2 separate regions of the Homo sapiens genome follow, and region 2 is linked to region 1. Evidence: chromatin contacts called from ENCODE Hi-C or POLR2A ChIA-PET data. All regions are on one chromosome and are shown on one strand. Each heading gives the region's core, a stretch centred on a gene start or an enhancer-like site at or near the end of the contact. The rest is flanking DNA. Distances are from core to core; before and after follow the strand shown.

What was found. Hi-C counts contacts between places; a loop is a spot of excess contacts on that map. ChIA-PET counts read pairs that join two places held with the same protein, here RNA polymerase II (POLR2A). Pooled maps may share reads with other maps.
Region 2: a map of MCF 10A shows a loop between it and region 1 (4-fold over the local background). The contact joins two enhancer-like sites. A Hi-C loop is called at or near these places in 7 of 168 maps with a recorded cell type or tissue (Caco-2, GM12878, IMR-90 and 4 more), 16 of 37 single-sample maps with no recorded cell type and 18 of 50 pooled maps. POLR2A ChIA-PET finds 5 or more read pairs at or near these places in 3 of 52 experiments (HCT116, IMR-90 and activated CD4-positive, alpha-beta T cell).

What each region holds. Positions count from the first base shown.
Region 1 is chr11:12,154,600-12,158,222 of GRCh38, reverse strand. All of the region lies in intron 2 of MICAL2 (microtubule associated monooxygenase, calponin and LIM domain containing 2), which reads right to left. Among named protein-coding and RNA genes, the nearest start is that of MIR6124, 7.3 kb to the left of the region's middle. Within about 2 kb of position 2,027, at least 7 of the 41 ENCODE cell types and tissues checked have a DNase peak (open chromatin) inside an H3K27ac peak, as active enhancers do.
Region 2 is chr11:12,279,432-12,283,054 of GRCh38, reverse strand. It overlaps a transcript of MICAL2 not described here. Among named protein-coding and RNA genes, the nearest start is that of PARVA, 96 kb to the left of the region's middle. Within about 2 kb of position 2,079, at least 3 of the 41 ENCODE cell types and tissues checked have a DNase peak (open chromatin) inside an H3K27ac peak, as active enhancers do.

The DNA.
Region 1 (3,623 bases), core at 778-3,277:
TTTTGGATTTCTATTTTTTCTTTTTTTTTTAGAATATGTCCATCATACTTACTTGGTTGAGCATCCCAAATCCCAAAATCCAAAATCCAGAAGACTCCAATGAACACTTCCTTACAGCATCATGTCAGCACTCAAAAAGCTTCAAATTTTGGAGCATTCTAGATTTCAGTTTAGGTATAGTCAACCTGTATACTTTAAAACTAGAGGACAAGGGCCTTCCATTTAGAAGGTCTGAGTTCAAACTCACTTCCTCTCTGTGTAGACTTGGACAACTCATTTATTTTTTGGGTTTTAGTTTCCCATGTATAACTAGGGAACCTCATAGAAAGTAGTTTTGGTAATGAACTGAAAACATACAGAATTCAGGACAGTGCTGGGAATGAACTGGGAAGGGCTGACCTAGCACTCAGAAGGACTCAGTGATTCTGAGCTTCAAACCTTTCTTCCAGAGAACTGGAGTGCAAAACCTTTGGTGGCTATCCTTCCCCTCACCCCAAAAGAACGTAGTCAGGATTTTTTTTTTTTATCAGAGGATCCTGGTAACTAGCTCTTATTAAAGTTTTCCTTGTTAACCACCACCCAGCTGTTGCCCTTTTGAGGTTTGATATGCAATAGAAATAAAACCAACTAGCCAGAAATATGAGGCTTTCTGCATTTTCTGGGAAGAAACAAGATGTGATGCTTTAAGTTTCCAAGAATAGCCTTGAAGCAATTTGGTTTTTGCCAAGTGGAGTCTCTTATTTGTGGTTCTTCTGCTCCCCTGCCTATGTGACTTCATGAGTCACAAAGCAACTTCCTTTCCCTGCCTCTAGCTGCTAAAAATTATAATTAAGGGCCCCAGATTGCAGGCAACAGCATTGGTAATGGGCTAAGCCCACAAAATCTGAGAGTCAAGCTCAAGGTTTATGCAGAGTCCCTGAGCACCTCTCCAAATGAGAGGAGGAGCCTCCCCATCCCGATCTGCAGGTGCCCTCAAATTTAGGACTCTGATGCCTCTTGCCTTCCCTGAGCCTCTTCTCCCAAATGGCATATCAGACAGTGCAACCAGGGTTTTGATAAATGATGGATTTTATACAAACTTAAGGAGATATGGGGGTGGACACTAGGCAGAACCTTCCCACAAAGCAGCAGTTTGCCCAGGAGAAAAGCTCATTTTTCAACCCACCCTTGAGGCTCACAGACAAAATCTGTTTCAAGGTCAATGCAATCCAAAAACAAAACCCATGTATACTGCCAAGCAGCCCTGTTCAAACTTACCCTCTCCCAGCTCTACGTCACTAAGGAGCTCTGGAGGAAGGCCCAGGTTCCTTGGCGATGAAGTGGGGTGTTCCCCCCACACTCGCAGGGTGCTCAGGAAACTAAAAGCTCCAGCTCTAACTCTCGCACACAGAAGACCTTCAGTTATGGCCATCTGAATCCAACACCTGAGATGAGGCAGGAGCCAGCCAGGGGCTCAGCAGTGCGAGATGCCTTCCACACCTGGTGCATCCCCACAGAGCCCACCATGGGCAGGAACACCTGGCTCCCAGGTGGGGCCTACAGACCCCATCTTCCCACCTGGCCCAGGTAGGGCTGGCTTTCCACCTACCAGGGCACTAGGCACCCAATTTAACCAAAAGGAGCACTTCCAGGGTAGGGAAGGGACTGAGAGGGCCACTTTGTCTTCTTGGTAATCTCCTTCCATCCAGGTGTCCCCAGCCTGGCCTCGGTCACTTCCACAAACAGAGGAGCGTGTACTGCCTCCTGGGGCTGCCTGCTCCACCCTTGCCTCCTCTGGAAGACAGCCTCAGTGAAATAATTCTTCTTAGTCATTCCCCAGAAAGATAAGTTCCACTTCTCCAAAGCCTTCTCTATTGCTCCTGGGTGTTGCCTTGAGATCACCTCCAGGAAGCCCAAGCCCCTTTCCATGCACACTGAAGGCACACATGGAGAGTCCTCTTATACATGCTGTCTGAAACCCCTACTACGAAAGGCCAATGAAAGAGCACCCAAGAGACTCACCACGAAGCTCAACCAAGTTTCCAGGAGGTAGCAAGGGCCCAGACCTTCCCCCTTTTGCCACACAGCCTCAGGGCTGGAGTGCTGGGGAGAGACCCCAGGTCCACTGCAGGCCCTGGCCTTCTATGCCCGCTCCTTCACTGAGAACCCAAGTTCTTTGGCTCTTGCCCTTCTGGCCCCAACCCTCTTCCCCACTCCTTTTCAATAGTTAGTAGACTCCACTGGTCTAGCTTGAAGGCGCCTCATACATTCCCCCTTCCTCACCTCATCCATTGCTTCTTATAGCCACTCAACAGTACCAGGCGCCGGGAGGTCCCAATGAGGCAGTGCCCACCCTCCAGGCCTCCCGTCCTGGCATCAAGAAACATCTGTATGCTGACCAGTCACAGTGCTTGGAATGGCAGAAGGAAGCCAACGTCATCAGGGCCCAGTACCACCCAGGCACTCTCACCAGTGTTAACCTAAGGAATCCTCAAAACACGTCTATGTGGACGTGGGGGAGGTAAGACTTTTTTCTTTCTTTTTTCATTTTTATTCTGCAAAAAGCAAAGGCCTTAAAAAGAGAGAGAGAAGTAATTGCAGAAGTTGCCTATCTTCCTTTTCTGTAACACAACTATGTTTGCCATGTGTGATTATTTCATGTATGTATATATGTGTGCATGTGTGTATGTATGTGTGTGCATATGTGTATATATGTATGAATGTGTGTATATGCGTATGTGTACGTGTGTATGTTTGCAGGGGTATACATGTGTACATGTATGTGTATATGTGTGCATGTGTGTATATATGCATGTTTGTGTATATATGGTATATGTGAGCACATATGTATGTGTATTCATGTGTGCGCAAATACACATGTATATGTAGCATGTGTATGTACATGTATGTGTATATGTGCGTGTGTGTGTATGTACATGTATGTGTGGTGAGTATGCAAATATATCATATACATATATATATTTAAAATTTTCCATAAGGATTTCTAGCCAGCACTCCATATCTTCATCTGTACCTCTTCAAGCTCTGTCTCTCTTCAAGGACCTTCCAGAACAGGGGAAGCCTTTGAGGTGGAAAGAACTCTGGCCTAGGCATGAGGATACCTGGGTTCAAGCCCAGCCCTCAGCTTGCACCGCCCATGTGAGGACACTGACAGCGGGCACTCACAGTGTACCAGGCCTTTACCATCCTGTCTCATTTCACCACCCTTGTTTGATAGAAGACAGCTTTACAGAGGTGAGTAAATGCCTCCATATCATGCAGGCAGCTAGTAGGGGTGCTGTGAAATGAGCCCAGGCCATTTCACTTTGAAATCCATGCTCTTAGCCCCAGTCCATATGAGCCATATATACAGAAATAGTATGGTCTTCCTTTTCTGAAGCTGCTATGTAAATTAAATCAGTTAACTTCTATTGTCTCTCAAGTTATTCTGGGCTTGGAGAGTCTACAAGTATCAAATGAGGCATGGTCTTATAAGTCATGGTACAACCAAACAAGTATCAGGCAGTCCTTTAAAAATAATATTTATAAAGACATTTAATCCATGGGAAAATGCTTATGCCATAATGCAGAGTGAAAAGAGCAGGATATGGATCCAGAAAGTCAATACAATTTCAACTCCATAA
Region 2 (3,623 bases), core at 830-3,329, 120 kb before region 1:
GTTTGAGAGTCACGCATTCTACCCACTTACCTACTCTGTATTTTATTCTGGCGTTAAACTGGACTGTCAGAAACAAAATGCTTTGGCTTCACTACCCAACCCAACTAGTCTCCCAACACAACCCCATCCCGCTAAGAAAACTGCTATCACTGAGTCATGTTTTTTTGTCATGCCCTCACCTTCCAGCAAGGGTTGCTGTAAGAAACAGCCTCGAGAATACTAAGGCTGCATTTTCTGAGGAACTGTTAAGACATGATCGAACACATTTCTCAATATCATCTATTTGGTATGAGCCAGAAACTACAGAGTTAAGCATTAGGAGAAGTTGTGCCTACTCAGAGACCTGCTGCAAACCAATATATGTTTTCCTCATAAACAATGAGAGTAACGATGTTCTGTGTTTCCTTTTAAATGCTGGAAGCTAGAAAACTCAGAATCAAACTTATGATTCAATTAGAGCAACTGTTTAGGATTATGGTCTGCCTCTCTGGGGTCTATCCCTCCTAAACTGGTTTTGTTAGACCTGATTTTGAGGCTTGATCTTTCATATTTATAAATGTACAATTTTGTTTTATGTTTTTCTTGTAAGTTGCCTAAAACCGTCTGGCAATTGGAGGGGAAATGGAGGGAAGGGATGAAAGGCAGGCCAACTTCATATCTGGAAATGGGGAGCTGGAGCCCAGGGGGATGGAAGGGTACACCAAGGCCACGCAGTAACCAGAGGTGGGGCTGGACCCAGCTGGGCACAGGAGAGTACTCAGTTCAGTGCCAGTGCTGAGCCTTTCTGCACAGCCCCACAAATGGTACTTAACAAATGTGTTTGGATGATAATCTGTCCTTTTTAAAAAGTGTCACTTTTTTAAAAAATGAGGGTAAAATTCAACATTTCTAGAGTAAATTCAACAATTCCAGGATTTAAAAATATCTATATGAGTTCTTTCCGCCCCAGCCCTCGTCTTCCTGGGAAACCATCACTCCTGAAAACATTTCACGGACCAGGTGGCAATTCTGCTCATGACCACCAGGTGGCGATGCAGGACAAGTTGAGCTCCAGCTCTCCCAGGGCAACTAAGGCTGTGGGGCCATTGGGCAGCAAGTTTCCGTCAGGTTAGACTGTTTCTTCCCAGGCTCGTCCAGAAGTTACCCATAAATCAGACGATTTGGTCCCAAATTGTTGACTGAATCAAAACACTCAGTTCCAGGTCAACTTTGTATTAAACACAAGCTGGGCTGCTAAAGACAGCTACCTCTTAGTAAGCCAGAGCTTGGGCAGTGGTGGCTGGAGGGTGGCACCAGCACTGGCTGAGACTTCGGGAGACCACTCAGCCTGTTTGCTCACCTGTGAAACAGGCTTCGCACTAGTTACCCCACAGGGTCATCCTGGGATGACCACACGTATGGGAAAAGTCCTGGCCCATTACAGGTATGCAGTAAAAGTGTATTAATTGTTGTGTAGAAGTTTGGGTGCATCCCACAAGCCCCAAACACTGGTAATGGCCCCGGTGCTGTGCAGGTGGTCCCAGGGAGATGATGCCATCCAGGGCTGCATGTTGTCCAACAGCAGCTGGACCCAGCTCCCTTCCCTCAGGGGCTATGGGATGCTGGAGGGGCCCCTAAGGAGGTGCCCATACAGGAGGCAGGAGAGCGATCACTCCAGGCAAGAGAGACCTGCGGGCCCCTGATCCCTGCCAGCCTGTGACCAACCACAGCCAGCCAGTCCCCGTGATGTCTTCCCCACTGGGATTCCAAAGCTTCTCATGGAGAGGGAAGCCAGGCCTGGTTCAAGTCCCTTCACTGCCACTTGCGTCCCACTCCCCAAAGGTCCTAGCCCCACCGCCTTGAAGCCTGAGGGCGAGGCTTCCTGTCACCTGGTCCTCCAAGAGGGAAATTCAGCTGTGGGGGTCTCTGTTCCCTCCCCACTTCCCAGAATCAAGCCTGGTGGGCTCTCTGCTTACCGTGCACAGCTCTGGGCTCCTCAGGGCACTGTGGAGAGACTGCCCTGCTCAGGGCCTCCCCTAGGGACGTGTGCGGTAGATGCGGGGATCCTGGCCGCCAGGGTTTCTCTTCACAGGGTTCTGTGTGGGAGCCCTCGCTGCCACCATAGTCAGACTCTGTGTCAGAGCTGGAAGGAGGAAGGAGTGGGTGGGTGAGTCAGGGGGCCTGGAACCCATGCCCCAACACACCCACACTGCGTCCTGCCCAGGACTGCTCCAGCGCACCTGGGGGGCCTGGGCTTAGTCCTGTGTGCCCAGAGCCCAGCTTCGGACTTTGTTATGGGTTGAATTGTATTCCTGAAAACTCATATGCTGAAGTCCTAACCCCAAGTACCTTCAGATATGACTGCATCTAGAGATAAGGCCTTTAAGGAGGTCATTAAGGTAAAATGAGGTTGTTAGGCTGGGCCCTTGTCCCATGCACCTGATATCTTTCTAAGAAGAGGAAATGTGGACACACACAGGCACAGAAGGAAAACACTATGCAAACAGGAAGATGCCATCTACAAGCTAAAGAGGGAGGCCTGGAACAGATCCTTCCCTCCAATCCCCCAGTAGGAACCAACCCTGCCCACACCTTGATCTCAGACTTCCAGCCTCCAAATCAGTGAGAAAATACGTTTCTGTTGTTTCAGCCACCCAGTCTGTGGTGCTTTGTTATGGCAGCCAGAGCAGAACAATACAGGCTTGGCTCAGAGCAGAAGGGGCCCAGCAATGCATGAGGAGCTGTTTGAATAAAGCCTGCTCTGCTCACCTGCACCTGCCCCGGAGCATGACTCCTAAGGTCTCTCTGGTCAGATAAGCTCATCATTAGGGACTTGGTCCCGAAACTTCAGGCATTTAAATACTGCTCTCTTCCCCATGGAATGGATGAGGGAATGGAAAATTCTACCTGGGTGGGGGTGAGGGGTGGGTGGTATTTAACATGGGCCTTAAATAACTGGAATTCAAGTGGCAAAGAAGTGGAGGCAGGGTGTCCTAGACAGAGGGGCAGCCCAAGCACACGCAGTTCCAGGATGGGAAAGTACAAAACTGCTCAAGCAGTGATGTGTTAGTGAAACTATATATATCCACACACTCTCTGTACATGGAAATCCAGCAGGGTTCCTTCCACAAGGTCACTGCCACTCGTCCACCTGTGTCTATGGCAGACCCCCTATCCATCAGAGTGCCCAAGCCTGGCTGGTCATGGTGCCCCAGTCCTGTTCACTGATTGTTCCCAGAGGGAAGTATGTGATGTGGGAGTAGCAGCTGGAGGCCTGCCTTGGCATCCTGACCTGAGGACATGAATTTATGGATACGGTCTGAGACCCTCAGTAGCCGAGTTCCATGTGTGGAGACAGCCTCTCTGCCAATGGCTGTAAAAGCAGCAGAGAGAGAGGCAGGAAGGGAGAGGGGCTGTTTGAGACTCTGGCTCCTGCCCTGCCTGAATGAGGACCACCCTTGGACTTCCCAGTCAGACGAGCCGATGCATTTGCCTTTGTTACCGAAGCTAGTTTGAGTTGGGTTTCTGCCTGTTATTATGGAAACAGGCCTGCCTACGTGGAGGCTTAGAAGACTCTGAAGGCTGTGTGATCCAGGGCAGGTCATTTCCCTTCTCTGGGCATCAGAATGAATCACCTGTGGGAT